2 separate regions of the Homo sapiens genome follow, and region 2 is linked to region 1. Evidence: chromatin loops called from intact Hi-C (ENCODE). Cell type or tissue: mammary epithelial cell. All regions are shown on one strand. Links, peaks and the distances in the headings refer to the core of each region. The heading gives the core; the rest is flanking DNA.

Region 1 (11,047 bases), core at 3,607-8,606:
GGCGACCACGCTTGGAGACTCCGTGAGCCAGAGGACTCTGCCCCGACTTGCTAGGGAGGCAGGAGCTCTGGTGACCTGCTGTGTGGCCTGGAGGAAGTCACTGCCCATTCTGAGCCTCGGATTCCTTGTTGGTAAACAGCGTCTTAGGACGCGGCTCTGTGATGCTGTGGCCTGTGCGTCGCATCGGCATGTCTCAGCCGGCACCGGGCAGCAGAGGGCAGCAGAGATCAGGAAATGGCGTCCCGGCAGGCGGCTTCTCCCACTGCTGAAATGAGTTCTCTCAACTGTCGCTCAGCACTCCGAAACCATTAGCCAAAGAAGAAAGACATTTCCTCATCCCTTTGCTCTCCAATGACTAAGAAAAGTGAAGTGATGCCTTACACTGAAATGTATTTCTTAAAAGTTGGATACTTGTATCATCTTGAAAGCCCCTCTACATCCAGGAAAACTGCAGCCCAGAGAGGGGAGGAAAAGCCCGCGGCCTCCTGCTGGTGGTAAGTTCAGGAACACGCATGGGCCTTTCCGCTCCGTCCCAAGCTGAGTTTTACATTCCCTCCTAGACGAGAATTGGCGAGTGGACATGAGGGTAGCTTTCTTCCATGGTGCTGGGGGGCAGGAGGAACCCCAGGGACTCATGGATGTGGGAAGGACATGAGAGGTTTCCCAAGTAGGGCCCCTTGCATTTAGAGCCCCCTCTACATGGAGCTGGAAAAGGGAGTTCCGTTTAAATGTGTGACCCTGGAGTCCCCAAACATCTATTCAGAGACAGCAGATAAATCCCAGACTGCACCTCTCCAGCTGGTCTTCAAGCTCAGAACCCCCTCCTCGTTTCCAAGTGTGGATCCATCAGAATGAAGGGCCCACACCTCTCCCCCACCGTGGATTTCACATTTCCTGGTGCCTCTAAGTCACCAGGAGGGGGCAGAAAATTCTGCCTCCCAAGCCCCACCTCCAGGGACCCCATTCATCAGGTTTGGGTGCGGTCCTGGAATCCACGTGCTAAACAGACGCTGAGGGTGGTTTGCCCAACCAGACCTGGACAATCTCTGGCCTGGAGGTTAAGCCTGGGTGGTGAAGATGAAGAGATAGGTGGCAGGCAACACTGGGAATTCACAGTCTCCGTTCTTGGAATCATACTTCTCATCCACGGGGAAAATTCCTTGGTTCTGGTACCTTCCCTGCAACTCTCTCCAATCATCCTAACATTCTGGGGGCCCAAGATGAGAATAAAAGCGAAGTTCCCATACCATGTGTCAATTATTAAAAAGTTATCAATCCGGGGCCGGGCATAGTGGCTCATGCCTGTAATCCTAGCACTTTGGGAGGCCGAGGCGGGTGGACTGCCTGAGTTCAGGAGTTCGAGACCAGCCTGGGCAACACAGTGAAACCCCGTCTCTAGTAAAATACAAAAAAAATTAGCCGGGCATGGCGCCGTGCACGGCGCCGTGCACCTGTAATCCCTGCTACTTGGGAGGCCGAGGCAGGAGAATCGCTTGAACCCAGGAGGTGGAGGTTGCAGTGAGCCAAGGTCACGCCATTGCACTCCAGCTTGGGTGACAGAGTAAGGCTCCGTCTCAAAAAAAAAAAAGGTTACCAATCCAATCAGTTGTTAGAAGATAAAACCCATAATTTTTCTACCTTGGTAAATACATCTTCATCATCATGAAGGCAAGGTTTGAATTTAGAATTCTGAGGAGTTGACTTTCGAAAAAAGGCAGCACAGAGAGCCAGGCTGCAGCCTACCCCCTTCACGCCTCACCCCACTTGGCTTTTTAGTGCACACACGTGTGTGTGTGTGTACAGGTGTGTATACCCACTAGCCCCACATATCCACGCCCCCACCCAGTTCCAGCTGAGCCATCACCCACAGAAGAATGATGGACCCAGGGAGAGAGGCCCACACAAACCTGGAGGTTGGCTCAGGGTTCCAGGTATCCGTGACTCTAAAAGGCAGGGTACAGGATCCAGGGGAAGCCCATCCCCAGCCCCAGGGACCCCTTGCCCTAGATAGGGCATAGCCTGATGAGACAGAGCAGGCCCCACCCCTGCCCACCAGGGCTCCTTGCTGGCCAGTGGGAGGTGGAGGCCTTAGAGTTATAAGGAGCTGTCAGGTTGGTCCCACTGAAGCCACACTGGCTTTGGGCCCCTGGGAGCCTGACTGTGAGGCCTTTCTGAAACCTCAGGTAGGCCTGACAGACAGACAGGGCTGCAATCCAGGGCTGAGCGCCTGCCTGGAGATGGGGCTCCAGGAGGGACTGGGAGGGCTGCCTGGAGGCGGGGGCTGTTAAAATGCAGCTCTCTGGGCCCTGCACCAGCCCTTCTGAATCAGTGGAGCTGGACATCTATGTTTTAACAAGACCCTCCTTCCCAAGGATTCTAACACAACACTAAAGTGTGAGAAGCACAGCTTGGAAACATTTTGTTTTATTCATGCAGTCAACAGATATCCACAGAACATCCCCTCCCTTGGCACTCTCAGTTTCCTGTCCCCTGCAGCCAACAGGAAGTCAGCTCTTCCCCACAGATTCTCTCCCTCCTCAAGTTTCAATTCAATTTCACCTCCTCAGGGGCACCTTTTCCAAAATGGCTGCCATCTCCCGGCCCTCAACACCACATCCCCTCTCCTAGCTCCTTCTTGGCCTTTACCACTGGTGCAGATGAGCTTCTTGGAGTATTTATTTTACTCATTGCCATGCCTCCCCCTCTAGAATATAACCCCTTCCCCAGGGCCAGGGCCTGATACATGGGAATCATTCCTTTACTGCAGTGTTGCTGGGATATAATATGCCCATAAACCTACTGAGTATTTGATGAATGATGAATAAGGCCGCTACCACTCAGCAATTCATTCATTGCCTCTTCCCACAATGGGACAATGGGGCAGGTGCCTTTTGGATAAAGAGGGAAGGTGTAGGTGGCGGAAGCCTCCGAGCTCTGAAGACCCTGCATGGCTGTCTGCCCGCCCCTCCATGAAAGGGGCAGCTCTCCCAGGAAAGAGAGGAAGAGAGGCCAAGAGAGCTCACAAATGGGTGTCTTCTCTTGTGAGGAAGGATTCGGGGCTCAACACGCTTCCTGGGGCTGGGTCTGTACAGGTAGAAGGAAGAGGCCCAGTTGGCTCCAAGCCTGGGCCAGCCCCAGCCCTGCAGCCTGGCGGTGTGCAGGCACCCTCACTTCAGAACATGCTTGTATGCACTTGCTCTTCTGGCACGCCATGAACTGTTTCTTGGCTGCCTTGTTAGGAGATTAAGCTTTCTCTAAAAAGATGAAAAAAAAAATCTCTAGCAAAGGCCTGACTAGAGCTGACCCCCGAGGAGGCGGTGGCAATAACTGATGGGCACTACATTTGTCTAATTAATCTTCTTGTCAACAAAGTTGTTCTTTGCCGGTGCCAGCTCTGACATCATCCTGCAAGCTTGCCACACTGGTTCATATGCAGTTACAAAGGCTGCCTGTGACCCAGCACTACACTCCCTAACCACCCCCAACACGCTGCTGCCTGGAAATGGGTGGATGAGAACAGAGATGTCACACAGCTGCTGGCTTAGAAGGGGCACCGGGGAATCACAGCTTGAATGAAAGTTGGATAAAGATCTGGAAGGTTCAGGGGATCCCCAGGCTGGAAGGAGCCTGGTTTCTAAATAGGACACCGATGCCGACCATCTTTTTCAAGTTAAACTTTGGAAAGTTCCATTTGCCATGCAAACTACCCTTGCCCTGGATGGGTTGCCCCAAGAGTGACCCAGGAAAGTTTAGGTGGTAAAGTTGCAAAATCAAGTGGCTTCAGGGCCCAGGCAGAGATTTCACTTTCAGTGCCCTGGGATGAAATCTCTGGATGTCCACGAGGCTGACCTGGACTTCCCGGATTGGGAGGCCTTGTGGTCAAAAGCCGAGTCCAGTCCTGAACACCAGATCTAAATGTTCAAGAAGACTGTGCAGATTTACAGGCTAAATCAGAGTCCCTGGTAGCTGTTTCCGACCTCTGTATGGGGCTTTTAGAGTGAACTGTGGTCTCATCCAGGCGTTTCCCGACCATTGCATCCCACACAGGGCCTCCCTTCTGATTTTATCGTTAGTCTCTCTCCCTGTTGATTTCCTCCAAGTGCTCATCACTGTCCACACTCACCCTGTTTATTTCTGCTCACCGATCTGGCTTTTTAATCGAGGAGTCTGTGAATAAAATCTGGAGGAGGGGGGTCTATGAACTTGGACAGGAAAATATTTATATCATTATTTTCACTGTCTGAGATTTAACAATTTACTCAATTATGAAAATCGGCAACAAGCCACAGTGTATTAGCAGTGTCTGTGACTTTGTCTCCAACAGAAATCACAGCTGTTTTTCTATCACGTCGTAGTTGATGCAGTTATCTCAAAATATCAGCTGGGCTAATCACTATTTTGAAATGACTGTAGTTAATAGATTGGTCTGTAGATCCTGTTACATCCTCTATCAACGAAGAACATATACGAGTATAGCACCACTTAAAAATATTTTGATAACTGCATGACAGTATAATCGGTTTGTTTCATAATCCTGTGTATCTTAATTTATGCTTTTTTCAAATATTCTGGCCTCATGAGACTGGCAAGAAAGACTGTAAGCCATCTTTTCTGTTACTTTTTCTTTCTTTCTTTCTTTCTTTTTTTTTTCTATTTTTGAGACGGAGACTCTCACTCTGTCACCCAGGCTGGAGTGCAGTGGTGATCTCGGCTCACTGCAACCTCCGCCTCCCGGGTTCAAGCGATTCTCCTGCTTCAGCCTCCCGAGTTCTCTTTTCTATCCTTAGCCCCGACCTTGGGTTCTGGCACACAGTAAGTGCTCAAGACAATATTATTGACTGAATTAATGAAGGAACCACTGAACAAATGAATTAAATAAGTGAACTGAACAAATGAACATGAGCCTTAACGTGGCCGTGGGTCCACGTCCATGGACCCACGTATTCTGGAAGGTGCAGAAGTTTCCACGACCCTTTGCCACCTGAGCTTCTGTCTGTGCGACATCCACACTACCCACCAGGAGAGACGGGGGTCTTGCTACCTCCACTAAGAACAGTAGGAACAGCTCAGAGCTGACCACGGCGTCCCCACTAAACAAGACTCCACCGGCCCATTGCCTTTTTTGCTCCAGCCACACGGGCCTCCGGAGACCAGAGCTGGAGATAAGGGGATGATCCTTTTTTTTTTTTTATATTATACTTGAAGTTTTAGGGTACATGTGCACAACGTGCAGGTTTGTTACATATGTATACATGTGCCATGTTGGTGTGCTGCACCCATTAACTCATCATTTAGCATTAGGTATATCTCCTAATGCTATCCCTCCCCCCTCCCCCCACCCCACAACAGTCCCCAGTGTGTAATGTTCCCCTTCCTGTGTCCGTGTGTTCTCATTGTTCAATTCCCACCTATGAGTGAGAACATGCGGTGTTTGGTTTTTTCGTCCTTGTGATATTTTGCTGAGAATGATGGTTTCCAGTTTCATCCATGTCCCTACAAAGGACATGAACTCATCATTTTTTATGACTGCATAGTATTCCATGGTGTATATGTGCCACATTTTCTTAATCCAGCCTATCGTTGTTGGACATTTAGGTTGGTTCCAAGTCTTTGCTATTGTGAATAGTGCCGCTATAAATATACGTGTGCATGTGTCTTTATAGCTGCATGATTTATAATCCTTTGGGTATATACCCAGTAATGGGATGGCTGGGTCAAATGGTATTTCTAGTTCTAGATCCCTGAGGAATCGCCACACTGACTTCCACAATGGTTGAACTAGTTTACAGTCCCACCAACAGTGTAAAAGTGTTCCTATTTTTCCACATCCTCTCCAGCACCTGTTGTTTCCTGACTTTTTAATGATCGCCATTCTAACCGGTGTGAGATGGTATCTCACTGTGGTTTTGATTTGCATTTCTCTGATGACCAGTGATGATGAGCATTTTTTCATGTGTTTTCTGGCTGCAAAAATGTCTTCTTTTGAGAAGTGTCTGTTCATATCCTTCGCCCACTTTTTGATGGGGTTGTTTTTTTCTTGTAAATTTGTTGTTCATTGTAGATTCTGGATATTAGCCCTTTGTCAGATGAGTAGGTTGCAAAAATTTTCTCCCATTCTGTAGGTTGACTGTTCACTCTGATGGTAGTTTCTTTTGCTGTGCAGCTCTTTAGTTTAATTAGATAAGGGGATGATCCTAAAGGGACGCAGTGGTCCCGCCCATCGCCGCCTCTACAGGGAGGGAGCCGCGGCCCCGAGCTGGCCACGCGATGGCGCTGTGCACCCGGCCGCGGAGCCCCTGCACGTCCGGCTCCCGCTCGCGCTCTCGGCTCGAGCTCCGGACTCCAGGCTCGGAGCAGGGGTTCGGGCTACGGTTCCCGGCTCCGAGGGACCGCGGGGCTCTCTGCCTGGGAAGGAAGCTTGCGGGCCTCCTCGGGCCTCGCTGCAGCCCAGCTAGGTTAATCAATCAGCAGCCGCTCAGTCACCCATCCCTTCCGCATCAGTTGCGTGGGGCTGGGGATCATGCCTAGGGCGGGAGGCGTGGGAGCGCAGGGCGCCCCGGGTCCGGATCCGGCTACAGGGGCGAACAGAGCGGGTTCTCCATCCCCTGGGGTGAAATCTCTGGGCCCAGGCTTTGAGACCCTCTAACTCGCCTTGCACACCCTGTGTCTGCAGAGGAGGCTGTAGTTCAGAGGCCAAGCCCGCTGTCAGAAGGCAGCCAGGCGGACTTGAGTCCCAATTCCTCCTTCCTTTCTACCATCATTCTCTCTTTTGCAAAATGGGGATGATAAAGGTCCCGACCAGTTGGTAGGATTGACGGAGATGGGGCAGCACAGGGCTCCTAAGCACAGTGCCCCGCGCCCAGTCGGCACCGCGGGACGCATCGTCTGCAGCCGCGTGAGCTCGGGCAAGGCGACCTGGACTCATCTCCGCAGCAGGGACGAGGTCCGCCCTGTACTTGCGGCATCTGCGTGTGGTGGAACTGACCGAAACGCTTGCGGAGCTGCGCACGGTGCCTGGCACACCGTTAGCAACCCTTCCCTTCCCTTGTTCTGCGCCTGTCCTGTGAGTGGACAGGAGGACACCCAGGGCCTCCGCTGCCTGTCCGATACTAGTCACCCCAGGGCCTAGAGGCTTATTCCCTGGAGATGGGACCCACGCCAAGCCAAGGTCTCCCATTTTCTAGAGAGAACTTGGGCAGCCGGGAATGCCATCCTTGGAAGGAAAGGCAAGAGGGAGGTGAACATTCATTCCAAGGCCGTTAAACATGGGGAGAGGCACTGCTGGAAAACTGTTCTAGTCAGAAAGAAGCTGCTTAGTAAACCCAAGAGGCTCAGCGGAAACCCAGCCGCGGTGCTTGAGGACGTGGGGAGGCTCCAGCTCGCTCCGTTCCGTGTCTGACGTCTGCCCTGCGTGCGTCCCAAGGCTGTGTCCCTGCTCGGTGTCCCTGGCCCACCGGCCCTCCGGCTTGTCCCTCTGCGCGGTCACTGGGGCGTGCAGACCCGAGCCGGCCCTCCCTGAGTCAGCCAGGGACCCCGGAGTGTCGATAATTAAGAGACACACGTCAAGAATGTAAATTCCTGTGGTTCCCAGACTAGGAAGGGTTCACTCGGTGCCTCAGGACAATTACAAGCCGAGGGAGTCTGAAAGAGCCAGTGTTAGTGTTTAAAGTGTTATCAGTTTAATGAACTACTTATGAAGTGTTAAATGCATGCAAGTGTAAACTGCAACATCTGGGTTTGTGTTTTATTTGTAGACTTCAAACTGGGCGCTTGGTGTTTTGAAAATGCCAATTAACGGTGTAAAATCAGAATTTCTAATGGGAGGAAGATGTTTTTGTGACATCTCCCTAAACTATCTCAAAATGTCTTTAAAACACACACACAAACATTCACACACAAACAATGCAGCCACAAGGACTTAAAGGATTTTCTTTTTAAATAAAAAAAAAGCAGGAATTTGCTGCCCTCTTCTTTGTTCTTCACTATATATATGTATATAGCTAGTGGAAAGAAGAATTTAGCATCAGAGGTGTCATCAGCACAAATTTCTCAGAGGTTGTTGTAGGAAATTTGTCATTTCTACCCATTTCTTCCAGGCCAGAAAATAGATCGCCTTCAGGAATATTTACTGTGCTTTCTTGAGAAAAATTTCCAAGCTACCCCTTGAAGCAATGAAGTTGGATTTGGAACAAGTGGAAACATTATAAAATTGCTTATTTTCTTCCAAAATTTGTATTTTTCTTCCTTATTTCCTGTTAAATCAGTGCCACTCATTAGCAACCATATTTTTGCATTATATACTCAGCAGAATTTTTGCTCCGTGACTGCATTCCAAATTAAACTTTTACATTTCCAGGGAAAGTGTAACAAATGTCTAAATCAGTCAGAATTTAAACTAATGAGAGGAAGGGAAGAAAACTCAACTTTCTTCTTCTCGTATAAAAGCGATTGCTTTTTATCTGTTTCATGCTTCGGGGACACTTTTATCCCTGGGATCTTGAAAGGATCATTCACAAAGCAAGAAGGCTCAGGAAAACAAAAAGATGTCTAAATTCAGCGCTGTTGAAGAGTTCTGACAAATGCTGGTTTCAGGAAACAAAGGCAGACACTTTGAGGATTTCATTGCAAGATTTGGATAGGGCTGCCTGTAACCAGTGGCCCTACCGTAGAGCTGGAAGGATGTCACAGGTGGTATGGTGGAATTCCGCCATGTGATAGCAGCATACCCAAGATAATTCGTTGATAAGGTTGCAGATAGAGACTTTACCCTTTGCTGAGTGTTCCTTAATTGGCAGCTACCAGTCTCATTTATGGGTGCCCCTCTGCCAGGGTGCGGTGAAGAGAGCTAAGTGCAAGTTATTGCTTTCTGGCCAATAGCACATGATCCTCTTAATAAAAAGAGGGTGACCACACATGTTAATTTCCTGTCAACGTGACCCAGCAAGGCCCAAGCTGTTCCTTCACTCTGTCCTTCTTGCTTCTCCATTCCAAAGCAAAAGGCCACTGTGAGCCGGGAAAAATCAAAAGATCAGTTTTTTGGAAGAAAGTTGTAAACTTGACCTCATAGAGGGAGACAATGTTGGCTGTTCAGGTCAACAAGAGTTATATACACACCAGGTCTGCAGTAGCCTGGACTGTGCCTTTTAAGACATTTTTGGTAGCACAATTCAGCCCAGAATATTTTGAGAAAGAAGTATATTAAAAGTATTCTATCACAATGGGGAGAAAAGGGTGGGGGGATGGTATTTTAAAGCTTCAATAGCCAAATTAAACTGTGAACAGAAGAATCGATGTAACAGAATGTCTCAACCACAGGCCTTAATAGAGGTAATATAGACAAAAAAATTAGTATGTGGTAAAGATCTGTGAGGAAAGAGAGATTAGTCAATAAATGATGTCAAGACCAATCATATGGAAAAAATTAAAGGTAATCCCTATACCAAAATAAATTCCACATGCATTTAACAGTTATATGCAAAAATAACATAAAAATAAAAGACAGGTAAACTTCAGATCTTGAGAGCAGGACTTTGTTGATATAAAAGCTTAGGAATAGGTTAAAAAGTAAAAGATTATTGAGTTTGATGACAGAAACATTAAAACTTCTAGATATCGGTAACACTGGAAAGATGTTTGGATAAATATCAGAAAGAATCTTATTTTTATGTGAAAGTTTATTGCAAAACAATGAGAAAAGTGCTATCCTAATACAGTTAAGTTGGACAAAGAACACAAGTAAATAATAAAAATACAAATATTCAATAAACAAGATATTCAAATATCAAAAACAAAATAAAAATTCATTTTGCCCGTCAAATTCCTATACGACATGCACCGTTACACATTGCAGGTGTGACTTTCCACTGACAGAAACTTTCTGTAATTGATTGAGGGCCTTAAAAGTGGCCATATCCTTTTGTAATTTTTTCCTATTTCTACAAATGCTCTACAATCAGATAAAAGTACAAAGACTTATTTTCAGGGATGTCCACTTTGGGCATTAGTTAAACATTTTGAGAAATAAGCTATATAACCAGTAACAAGAATGGCTATCATCCAAATGCTAGAATAATACGCAGCCATTAACTTTTTAAATATTTAAGGATGTGGGGGCATGATCACGATGTCATGCTAAGTGCAAGACTTTGGATGTCAAAAGGTACATATTGAATATAGCAAAACACTAAAAGAAAAAATCCAAAAGTTTTCAGTGGGGTTAGTGAGAATTGTGTATAATTTTAATTATCTCTTTTTATGTGCTCATTTTTTCCACAATAAAATATATAAATTTATGATAGAAAACAAGTTATTGAAAATAGCCTGACCATCTCTGTCTGATCTCCCCACACAGACTCTGTTGGCAGCTGGTGGGGGCAGATGTTTTTCCCAGGCGGTGGTGAAAATATGCTTAGCAGGAGACATGGCTGCGTTCTCACGAAGTGGGCCTGGTACCCCATGAGCTTCTTGAATGTTTGTTCTGCACTCATCCAATCCCTCAGAGCAGCCCAGTCAGGGAAGAAGAGTTTTCAAAACCCTCAAGGAGCTGTGGCCTCTCTTGCCCACAGCCATCTGTGTATCTACCTCTCCGCAGGTGCGGGTCTTGCTCCCCTACCTTTTTGTGTATTGTGGAAGATACTGTCAAATTAGGGGTGGCTTAGGGTTGGGTAGATGTTTCTGTGCTCTGTCTACCATGATTCTGTGTCTTGGCCAAAGATAGGCGCAGATAGACTCCACCAATCCCAATGCTTCCTAGCTCTGGACTCTGTCGCATAAACTGGAAAAAGAACTTTAAAACACGCTCAGGAGCACAATTGGCCTTCAGAGCCGTCCCTTTTAAAGATTTACTCTAGTGCTGTATACAGGGGTGTGCAGGAGTCCGCGCATGCTACTTGTGAGAACCAATTGTGTGCATCTCTTCCCAACTGTTGTTTATCACATTAGTAGCTTAAGATTGGCCATTGTAGGAGTTTTACACCACAGAAATAGCCGAACGCTACAAATCAGGGTGGCTTTTTTTTTTTTTTATGGAGAAAAATCTACAGCATAC
Region 2 (11,047 bases), core at 2,998-7,997, 160 kb after region 1:
CTTCAGCTTACCAACTGTAGATCTCGGCACTTCTCAGCCTTCAGTGTTGTGTGAACATCATAGAGCATACTTATGCAAACCTAGATGGTATAGCCCACTATATGCATAGGCTGTATAGTAAAGCCTTTTGCTCCTAGCCTGCAAACCTGTTAGTGTACCGAACACCGTAGGCAGCTGTAACATGCTGTAGCATGTTAGTGTACTGAACACTGTAGGCAGCTGTAACACAATGGTAAGCATTTGTGTATCTAAACATATAAAGATATGGTAAAACTATGGATTATAATCTTATGGGCTATTACTGACAGAAATGTTGTTATGCAGCACATGACTCTTGTGTATGTATGTGTGTGTGTGTGTGTGTGTACATATATATATATATATATATATATATATATATATATATATATATATATATATATGCAGCCTATTGGTTTGGTTTTTCTGGAGAAGCCCGATTCATAAAAAAGTGTTGGCTACATTCAGGCAGAACCTTCAAGCAGCTCCAGGCTTATGCTCTGTCTTAGCAATCCTGGTGGATTCTTTCTCAAATTTCAGCCTAAATCCTAGAATCGGTTCTGGTTTCCCTGCTTGGGTCATGTGCCCATCCCTGGACCAATCACTGGGGCTGGAGTTACAGGATGTGCTGATTGACTGGCTATGCCAGGGAAAGTGCCCATCCCAGGAGTCAGTGGGGGAATTGACTGTACTAGAGCCACGTGAACTAAGAGTGAGCAAGGAATGATCCCTAAAAGAAAGTCAGGGTGCTGCTACCCTAAGACAGAAAGAGATGGTGACAGGTAAAAACAGACGTTCTTTACAGGGTCATGCCCCAGTTATTTGAATCAATAGGGGCTTTGTTAATTTAGCCAGAAAAGCTAGGATGTAAATCCCTGCAATGCCACCTAGCAGGTAGTCTTGGACAATCCATTTTATTGGACTATCCATATACCAAGCCTTCACTTCTTCACCTCTAAGTGAGAATAATATTTAGATTGGACATATGTATGTAAGCACGTAGCAAAGACCTAGCATGTAACTCAGGAATTGGTAGCTAACCTTATCCTATAATATATGAGAGTTAAGCAACAGTGGCCTAATTCTCGTAGTGATAAAATGCATTCAGACCAGTGGTTCTCAACCCTTCTTTATCCGCATATAGCTAAAGAACATTCTGTAACTCATAAATGGAAGTTGTTCATAGTGGCACGGAGTAAGGAGAATGGTCTCCCTTAAGTTACATGTCAGAATCTCCAGAGGAAGGGCATACATTGAAGATGCACCTGCTGGTGCTGATACACAGCTCACCCTCCCCACCCACCTTGGGAATCACTGATACACCATTAAACTGGCTTATTGGAGCATGCTGCAGCAAAATTATCCCTAGATGATGTCTCTATCCAAATAATTTCTAAAAGGAAAAATGTCATTCAGAATCAATGTTTACCCCTCCCCCTGTGCTCCCAACAGCAGAAGGAAGATAATTCACAGTTATGCTTAAGGTTCTAATCATAACCCATCTCTGTTATAACCATGGTGGTTAAAAATGTGCCTGCTATTTTAAGTCCATAATTATTTTTTAATAGTACTATCATTTCTTTCCATTAAGTCTGTGTCAGTGAACTAGAGCTTGGCCAAAAAGAGTGAAAAATACATGCAGTCAAAAGTTGACTGATAATAGAAGTATGCCTTTTATCTTAATCTCTGATACCAAAATGAAAGGGATAAGAGAAACCAGGAAACACAACAAATGACAACTATTAATTTAGTGGTAGCATGATTTGCATAGTAATGCAGGAAATGTGCTGCTGATTATTGCATTTGCTCTATCATTAGAGCGCTGAGAAATGTTTGGAACTTGTCTGCATTCCCCACTGGTTAACACTTTTTAGATAACTAAGCCATCTTCAGTGTATGAATTATTCTATCTACCCAAATCCACAACCGTCATTCAGTATATTTCCCTTCTTAAAAAACTTCCTTTTTCCCTATAAATACATATTTGAAAAAAATGTATAGAAATCACATTCACCTTGATTTTGCACCATATATTTTGAAGCACTTTTATTTTACCCATTTGTATCACATTTCATGGAGATTATGGACTTGTCCATGTTAGTCACTGAGAACCCCAATTTCAGGAATTGTAACACCTGAGCACCTCCTCAGGTCCTACTCAGGGACATTTAACCAATAGACTTCCAATCCAAGGGAAGTTCCGGAAAGAGAAGCCTACTGGGAAATTGAGAAGTCAGAGAGGATGGATGGGAGAAAAGGCAGAAATATAAAATTTACAATTCTAGAAATATAAAATTTTACTTAATTACTAATTCAGATCAGTCCAACTTCTGGATTAATTATGCACATTTTCTATTTTTGTCCTACTAACCTGCTCAGCTAACTGGTCTACCCAGAATTCTGGGATCACAGCTTATAACTTCCTGCCTCCCCTTATTCAGTGTTTGTATCTTTCAGATGCCATCTTCCTATTTAATTGAACTCCATTGTCAGAGACCACCTCAAATCCCAAACTCTTCAGGAAGCTGCCCTTGATCAGTTTCACCTGATGGAGTTACTGCTGTGATTCAAAATTGATATCACCCATTTCATACCTCTTGGAACATCTACTATTGTTTTCTTTTTCTCCTGTCCTCCCTTCCTAAATAATTCACTTCATTTAACAAACATTTACAGAAAACAGCAGACACTGTAGGCACCAGCAATACAGGAATGATTGAAACTGACAGGCTCCCTACCATCATGAAGTCTCTTAGTTGGTTTATAATGGGATAACATCACATACACATTTAATTATTGGCAAGCATGAAAGGGGTGTGGGTGAAGCTGGGTGGGTTAGGGAAGGGAAAGGAAGAATAACAATTTAAATAGTAAAGGCAATTCTTTTTTGATTACCAAGTGCCTGAGTAAATGTGAACTGGGAGATGAGTATCCATCTGGTCTTCCCTCTGGTATACCTCCCTTCCCACCCCTCCCTACCTCCTTATTGAAGGTTTCACAGGGTGAACAACTCTCTTAATTAGTATGAATTTTTTTCTAACTTGGCCCCTAAAGGCAAGTTGACACTTCATTTATTACTCAACAGAAGATGCAGCACTTAGGATCCACTCTTGAGGATCTATAACAAGAAGAGCTGGGATTGCAGTGGTCTCAGGATACTGGAGCCCAGGTGGATTGTTTTCTAAGAGAGGGGCAGCCCTCTCCAGTCTGTCAGCCAAGCTCCAAGTCCCCCTCACTCTTCCCTCCTCATTTCCACAAAGGGCATCTTTCAATAAGAGAAATTCTCATAATCGAACTTTGCTGGAATATTTTCTTCACTTGATGCAAGTCCAGGGCATCTCCCCAAAGACCCTTGATCATGTCAGAGGTGGCTCAGAGCTGGTGAAAAGAAATCTGTGTTTAGTGGTAGGATACTTATTTTATTATTTTCCATTCAACTGGCCAGGGTCTTATCTTCTCTTTAAATGTATTTTACTTCAGTGTTGTCAAAGAAACAGGAGAAAGCATAAGCTGCATGCACATTTCAGACAAGCCTATGATTCTCAACCCAAACTGAGATCCTACAAGATCTATTTGTCTGTTTGGGATAAGCAGCACGCCATATCAAAAAGTGATGTGCATTCTCAACCCTGACCCAGGTAGTCCTGCTATGAAGGTCTGAGCCAGTGAGGAGAACGCATCTGGAAGACACTTCTGAGAGAAAGTCTCCCAGAAAATCTCCTAATCAGCACTATCTAATTTAACACTTTTTCCATAAAAAGGAAGTTCCAAGAGCAGTTCTGCTACTTGCAGAAATAAAAATCAAAATGAACCTATTCTCGCATTGTAAAAAACCTTTCAAATAAGATTCCAAAGACACAACTCAGCCTTGAACCGAAATCAAGACATAAACATGAGCTCAGCAAAACAGCATGGAAATAAATCAATCATGTATGCTACATGTTTCAATAAATATGCCAACAATAATAAAATTTTAGGTGTGGTCTTCAAAAGCCAACGTTTCTCATATTAAATTCCCTGTAGCATTTTTTGAATTGAGTTGAATAACAAAATAAAGCAGTTTGTATATTTATGGGATTCTTTTCTTCAGAAACTTTTTGACTCGAATAAAATGCATTCCATATGTATGATAGCTAAGCTGCATTTCCATGAGACATATATTTTCCCCATTTTTCAGTTAATGAATGTTTCAAGGGACAGTTTTCCAAGTTCTCCTCCCACTTTCCCAAGGCAAGATGTCTTAAGGAAAACAAAACAAAACAAAACAAAGCTAGGAGGAAATACTTCATCACTATTCATTATTTATAAACAAGTATAGTTCAGATCATGAAGGAATGGCTCCATTCATCAGTTTCACCTCTCCAAATCCAAGTAAACCACTCCCCAGGCTCTTGGTTATCTGATATTCAGTCCTGATAGCCATAGATCAAGAAAGGCCCTTTGCAAAATGGCAGATACTGAAGGATACTAAAACGCAGACACACACAGACACACACACACACACACACACATTCTCAAATGATATAACTTTCAAAAAAAAATTAAGAGGAAGCAAAACAAATGGCTCTCCACCATTTTTTTTTCTGCCCCATAGCCCCACCTAGGGAAAAAATTGTAAACTATGCTTAAATTAATTCAACAAATATTTACTGGACATCCATAACGTGCCAGGCACATGCTGGGGCCCCAAGGACACAATGCTGAGGATGGATTTGTTCCAGAGTCCAGAGGAGGGAGCAGGTGGAGGCTCTGTGGCTCAGATTTCAGGGAGGGGAGTGTTAGGGAGACCCCCTGGGGAAGTTGATATCTGAGCTAGAGGCTGAGAAAAAGAGAGGGAGGTGAAGGTGCCAGGCAGAGAAGTCAGCAGAGTGGAGAGGGCTGGGAGAAAGCAACATTTTCCCAGGTCTGCAGCTCCCAGTGCGGGGGCGCAGCAAAGCTGAGGCTGGAGGGCAGCAGGGCCAGACCTTCAGGGCTTTGCAGGGCACACACAGGAATCTGGGCTTCATCCTGAAAGGAGTGGGGGTGGCAGGAGGTCGCCAAAGTGTTGTAACCTTGCAGTGACAAGGTGACATTTGCGTTTTCATCAGGGTAGTGACAAGGTCAGGGTTGTGCTTTTTCAAAATCACATGAATTGTGATTCAGAGGTTTGATCAGAGTGGGGTGGCACAGGCTGGAGGCTGGAAGGGTCCTTGGCAAAGCAGATTTGCCAGTTACAATCTCCTCGAAGTCCCTCCGTGCCAGCCTCCTCGCCCCTCTCTGAGAGGCGTCACTCGTATTCTAGGAAGCAAGTGGATCATATGAAAAGATGTCCCCCAAATGGCACAGTCCTTAGTCAGAGACCATCTCAAGAGGTTCAAGCAGCCACCTGGGATCCCCAGCCAAGTCAGGCATTCAGTCAAACCCTGGTCACCTGGAAAGGCTTGTGAGTCATCAGATACTGGGCAGCTTGCAATAGGTTGTTTTTAAGTGTTTTAAGTTCCAACTTACTTATCTCTTAAAAATGCTAGGTATTTACCTTTTAATCAAATGGAATACAACCAGTACTTGAAAATATCTGTGCCTCCCTCTGCTCTGAGAGACCCACAGTACAAGACTCTTTGCCCCAAAGGCTTGCAAATGCAAGAAATAGTCATTGGTTTTCTTCTTAGCCTCTGGGGTAGAGGATATTGTGCTAGTTAAGAATATTATGGAAATATCCCAGAAATGGGTTAGACATTTAAGAAATAAAAACCCTAAGGGCCCCAAACCTGCTCTTAATCCTAAGAGTATCAAGTTGAGCACTCGCCTCCATACATCAAACTGGAATAAGAGATCTGTGAAAATCCTCAGAAGTGGAATTTTAATTTTTTTAACTTCTAAAGGTTAGATGTGAGAATAACATGATGATAACCTCTTTATCTACCAGGACAGCAAAATCCAGGCTTAGGATGCGACGATGCTTACATTGATTAATAGAAACTAACCAGCCAGCAAATGCCTTGAAAGTTCCCAGATAACCTGAGAAGTGACAAGAAACAGAGACCATAAATAAAGTTAAGTGCCCTAGAGAAAAAATACACCCAAAGTGGCTTTAGTCTGTCCCACAGAATAATTCTTTTTCATGCTACATAGCAAAAGAGCTCAATCTAGTTCTTCCTAGTTTTGTCTGGTTTACTCAAAACAAATTCCGTATAGGGTTCTCAGATCTTTTCTTCTACATATTCCTCTGAAGATTTAAAGCTTTGCAAAACCAGACTGTACCCAGAATAGAGTCTCACTTTTTTTTTAAGCAGGGATAAATAAGAAGGCAAGATCTGAGCAAACCTTTAGTATCCTCTACAGACCCTATCATTGGATTTTTTGCTAAGAATATTAAATATTTGTAAATGGATGTTTGATAATAATACCCTAAAGAAATAATTTTCTATTTAATTTTATAAAATTCAAACACTTATGTTATCTCCAATATTCCTGGAGTGGTTTGATAAATGGTAGTTGGGCCACAGGAACCTCCCTGCTTCTTGAGAGTATCTCAGAGTATTTGCTTAAGAAATACACATGGATTCCTCCAGGGCAGTTCCTATAGGCTCTGAAACATACCCCAAAGGTTAAGTGATGAGCAGAAAGTTTAAACTCCTCAAGCCATTCAGCTTTAAAATAACACCTGGACCAAACCCACAACCAATACACTACTCTGTTATAGCAAATGTGTTGTTCCATGGCCTTCCAGAGTCCTATGATTTTTCTTCTATTGAACCTGCTACAGTATTTCTTTGGAAAACTACTTTTTCCTCTACCATCAACCCTTGCACTTTAGTGGAGCTGGCTCCAGCTCTGTGTTGGGAAGAGGCCACTGACTCAGGCCTGCCAATCAGAGGATCACATTCTCCCTCCACACTGATTGGTTCAGGGATAGGTGATGTTGCAGTCAGAGCCAATGAGAATCAATGACTCTTGCTGAACGAGATTATTCCTATTGGACTTGAACCTGGCCCAGAGTGAGCTTGAGTGGCCATTTTGCCATCATGAGATGAGTCGGCTGAGAATGGAGCTCATGCTCCACAAAGGGTGTAGGAGAGAGGTGGAGAGATGGAGACTGAGACCGAGGAACATCATTTCAGCCCCTGGATCAAGAAGCATGCAAAATGACAAATCCCTGTACTTATGTTAATAAGTTTTCTTTCATGCTTAAGCCAATTTGAGACAGAATTTGTGTCATTTGCAACAAAAGGAGTCCTAATTCATAAAATTGTATGTAAACATATGAACTGCTGACAACACAATTTTGAGCAAGATGACATTGTGAATACAAAGCTGAAAATGAATCAATGACATTGCCAGGTAGGACTTATTCTCCCATCAACAACATCTTAACATGGCATATCCTCTTTTGGACAGTGCACAGTGCTACTGAATAAATGAAAATTCTATTTTTTTTAAAGCAATAACACTAAGATAAGATGTTAAATCAACAAAGTGAGATAAAAATGGAGACCCAGGTCTAAGGAAACAAAATGAGGATAACAACAACTCATTATTATTGTACATAATGGTACGGAATACATACTATTAAAAATCAAATTACTATGGGGTTTCAATTCCAATAAGGGTGAAGCAGCTACTATTGGGCTAACTCTGGACAAAATATTTTTTAAAACAACTATTTAAATATGCTAGAGAGCAATCAAAGTCAGGCAGTACTGGAAGAGATTCAACCCTTGGCAGATGGGAGTTACAGTTACATTGGGTGAGATCTATGTTTATACGATTTTTCCTTGAGGGCAACCCCTTAGTCTACAAAGTGTTGGGTGGCTCAAACTGAAGCAGTAAACCACAGAGTAGTTGGTTTGAGATACTAGAAAATTAAGTTTTGGACAGCCGAAGCATGTGAAAAATGAGGGAGGAAATCACAGAAAGTTGACATTGAGAGCCCCCAAGTATGCATATGTCTTTTATTTAAGTCCCTGGCTGATCTCTGATCTGTGCATAGTTAGGGGAACTCCTGAGATTGTAGCAGAAAGATACAGCTAGAAGGATTAAAAGGCTGAGCAGAGATTTCAGCTGCTGGCCTTAGCAGGGAAACTAGTGTTGAGTCTGAATCCTGCCAGATTATAGGTGCTTGATAAATAGCTGAGGTTTTTCATTGAAATTTCAGAAGGGTCATTCTGATAAATAAAGACTATATCCTAGAACTAAGAATTTGCCCTTAGACAAAGGGAAAAAACAAAATGAACCCATCCTAACAAAGTATAAACTCAAGCCTCCACAGGTTCAAGATGATTAGATAGTAATTTAACTCCTGGCTAGAAAAAAAAATTCACACTCTTCAAAGGAAAATAACAGAATCCAGAGAATCTGTAACATATATTACACAATGTAGGGGAGACAATTTAAAAACAAAATATGAAAAGAAAGAAGCAAATGTGACCCATATCCAAAGATGAAAGTAGTTATTGAAACTGATACCGAGATGACACAAATGTTGGAATTAGTAGACAAAGATTTTAATAAAACAAAAATTGACAAATGGGAACTAATTTAACTAAAGAGCTTCTGCACAGCAAAAGAAACTATCAGCAGAGTAAACAGACAACCTGCAGAATGGGAGAAAAGATTTGCAAACTATGCATCCGACCTAAAAGTCTAATATCCAGAATCTATAAGGAATTTAAACAAACTAACAAGGAAAAAAATGAACAACTCAATTAAAAAGTGGGCAAAGGATATGAACAGACACTTTTCAAAAGAAAGTATACACGTGGCCAACAAGCATATGAAAAAATGCTTAACATCACTAATCATTGGTGAAATGCAAATCAAAACTACAGTGAGACCATCTCACACTAGTCAGAATGCCTATTACTAAAAATTCAAAAAATAACAGATGCTGGCGAGGCCTCAGAGAAAAGGGAATGCTTATACACTGCTGGTAGGAATGTAAATTAGTTCGTCCATTGTGGAAAGGAGTTTGGCAGTTTCTCAAAGAAATTAAAACAGAACTACTGTTTGACCCAGCAATCCCACAATTGGTATATACCCAAAGGAATATAAATCATTCTGCCATAAAGACACATGCACACATATGTTCATTGCAGCACTATTCACAATAACAAAGATTTGGAATCAACCTAAATGTCCTTCAGTGGTAGACTGGATAAAATAAATGTACATATATACCATGGAATACTACACAGTCATAAAAAAGAACAAGATCATATCCTTTGCAGCAACATGTGGGGAGCTGGAAGCCATTATCCTAAGCAAACTAATGCAGGAACAGAAAACCAAACACCGCATATTCTCACTTATAAGTGAGAGCTAAACATTGAGTACACGTGGATGCAAAGAAGAGAACAACAGACACTGGGGCTTACTTAAGGATAGAGGGTAGAAGGGCGATGATTGAAAAACTACCTGTTGGGTACTATGCTTGTTACCTGGGCGATGAAGTAATCTGTACACCAAGCCCCTGTGATATGCAATTTACCTATATAACAAACTACAAATGTACCCCTGAAGCTAAAATAAAAGTTTCCAATTTAAAAAAAAAGAGGTCAAGAGAAGAGAAAGAGATTCTGGATGTATATACAGTCACCCCTCCTTATCCATGGTTTCCGCATCTGCAGATTCAACCCACCATGGATTGAAAATATTGAAGGAAAGGAACACAGAAAAATAACAGTACAGATAAGAAAAAATACAGTGTAACAATTATTTATACAGCATTTACATTGTATTAGGTATTATAAGTAATCTAGAGATTATTTAAAGTATATGGGAGGATATGTGTAAGTTATATGCAAATACTATGCCATTTTATATCAGGGACTTGAGCATCCTCAGAGTTTGGTATCTCTCGGAGTCCTGAAATCAATCCCCTACTAATAGCAAGGGAGGACTATATATCAATCTACTAATTTGAGGTAGTAGAAATAAAAGGTTACTTTCTTTTTAAATTTTGTTCTATAAATCTCTAAAAATGAAAAAAGAAAAAAGAAAACAAGAGGGAAACACAAAGAATCAGTAAATCCCAGCCTGAAGTTGAGATACAGATATACTGTAGAGGGAGGGGCTCCATTCCCACCTAGATCAACAAATCCAATGTCCTGTAATGCAGATGAGTCAATAGGGCCAGAGGGCTAACAACCTGTCACAGGGCACTGCAGTGAGGCAGGGGCATTGCTAGCTCTAGAGCCCTGATCCCTTACCCACCAACTTCATGCTTTAGAGTTAATTCCATTTTTTCTACATATTTCCTATGGATGAAGCTAACTATGAAGTGCACACATTGTGCTTTGTGTGTGTGTGTGCATGCACATGTGTGTGTTGTTTTTCAAAGGTGCTCGAAACATGGTTGAAAGCTTTCTGACAGAGCCCTGATTGTTTGGAGAGAGGCAGGGCTAGCAAAATCAGAGGAATGTGTAACATAAAAATGAGGTTAAAAAGGGGCTATTGTTCCTATAACTAATCTTTACATTGAATCTTTTCTAGCAAAGGAGCGGATGTAGCGTTTTTCAGCTCTATCAAAAAGACCTGACATTTCTGTGAGGAGGCCAAACAATACACAGTTATAGAGATACTAACCTGCAGCCTGGTCACACAGAATATGTCCTCTACAGACCTAGAAACTAGTAGATACCCTAGAAACTAGTTCTCCTACTGGTGTAAAAAGGATGCTAAGAAGAAGAAACAAACACACAGGGTCTTTGTACCCTAAAGCCCAGAAATACAACCAACCACTAGCCTTAGAAACTTAGGAGTTAGATCACAGACTGCACAAGTCCTAGATGAAAGAGGAAAAGGGCTGACTGACATTTTTATTTTAAATTTAAAATACTGGAGGAGAACAGTTGATATTTGGCATTTCTGCAGTCTAGAAAAGCTGTGTTGACCCTGATTGGCCTTCAGGTGATCATTTTGCATTGCCATGGAGTCTTTATCTCCAAGGGTGTCCGGCTTCTGAAATCAGAGATGAGTGGGGAATGTCAGTCAGGGTCAGAGGAATGCTGTGCCAGGCATGGATCTGAAGGACTCTGGTGGTTGACTCTGC

Evidence for each region. Peaks named below come from ENCODE experiments on the same cell type or tissue, not always from the same donor. Only the 100,000 strongest peaks of a DNase experiment are listed, where the experiment ranks them.
Region 2: it touches region 1 in a loop (11-fold over the local background); 4 of 110 quality-filtered maps call a loop at or near these places.

The regions. Positions count from the first base shown.
Region 1 is chr10:120,942,795-120,953,841 of GRCh38, forward strand. All of the region lies in intron 2 of LOC105378519 (a long non-coding RNA gene), which reads right to left. Among named protein-coding and RNA genes, the nearest start is that of WDR11, 97 kb to the left of the region's middle. RefSeq lists enhancers at 62-356, 261-330. In mammary epithelial cell, for the core only: a CTCF peak has its summit at 6,271 (motif pointing right); no DNase peak of the experiment used is centred there; H3K4me3 peaks cover 191 bases.
Region 2 is chr10:121,108,082-121,119,128 of GRCh38, forward strand. It overlaps LOC124902515 (a long non-coding RNA gene), which reads right to left. Exons shown (of 2, transcript XR_007062318.1): 2 at 10,786-11,047. Among named protein-coding and RNA genes, the nearest start is that of LINC01153, 65 kb to the right of the region's middle. RefSeq lists an enhancer at 4,812-6,011. In mammary epithelial cell, for the core only: no CTCF peak of the experiment used is centred there; a DNase peak (open chromatin) is centred at 5,440; H3K27ac peaks cover 1,073 bases.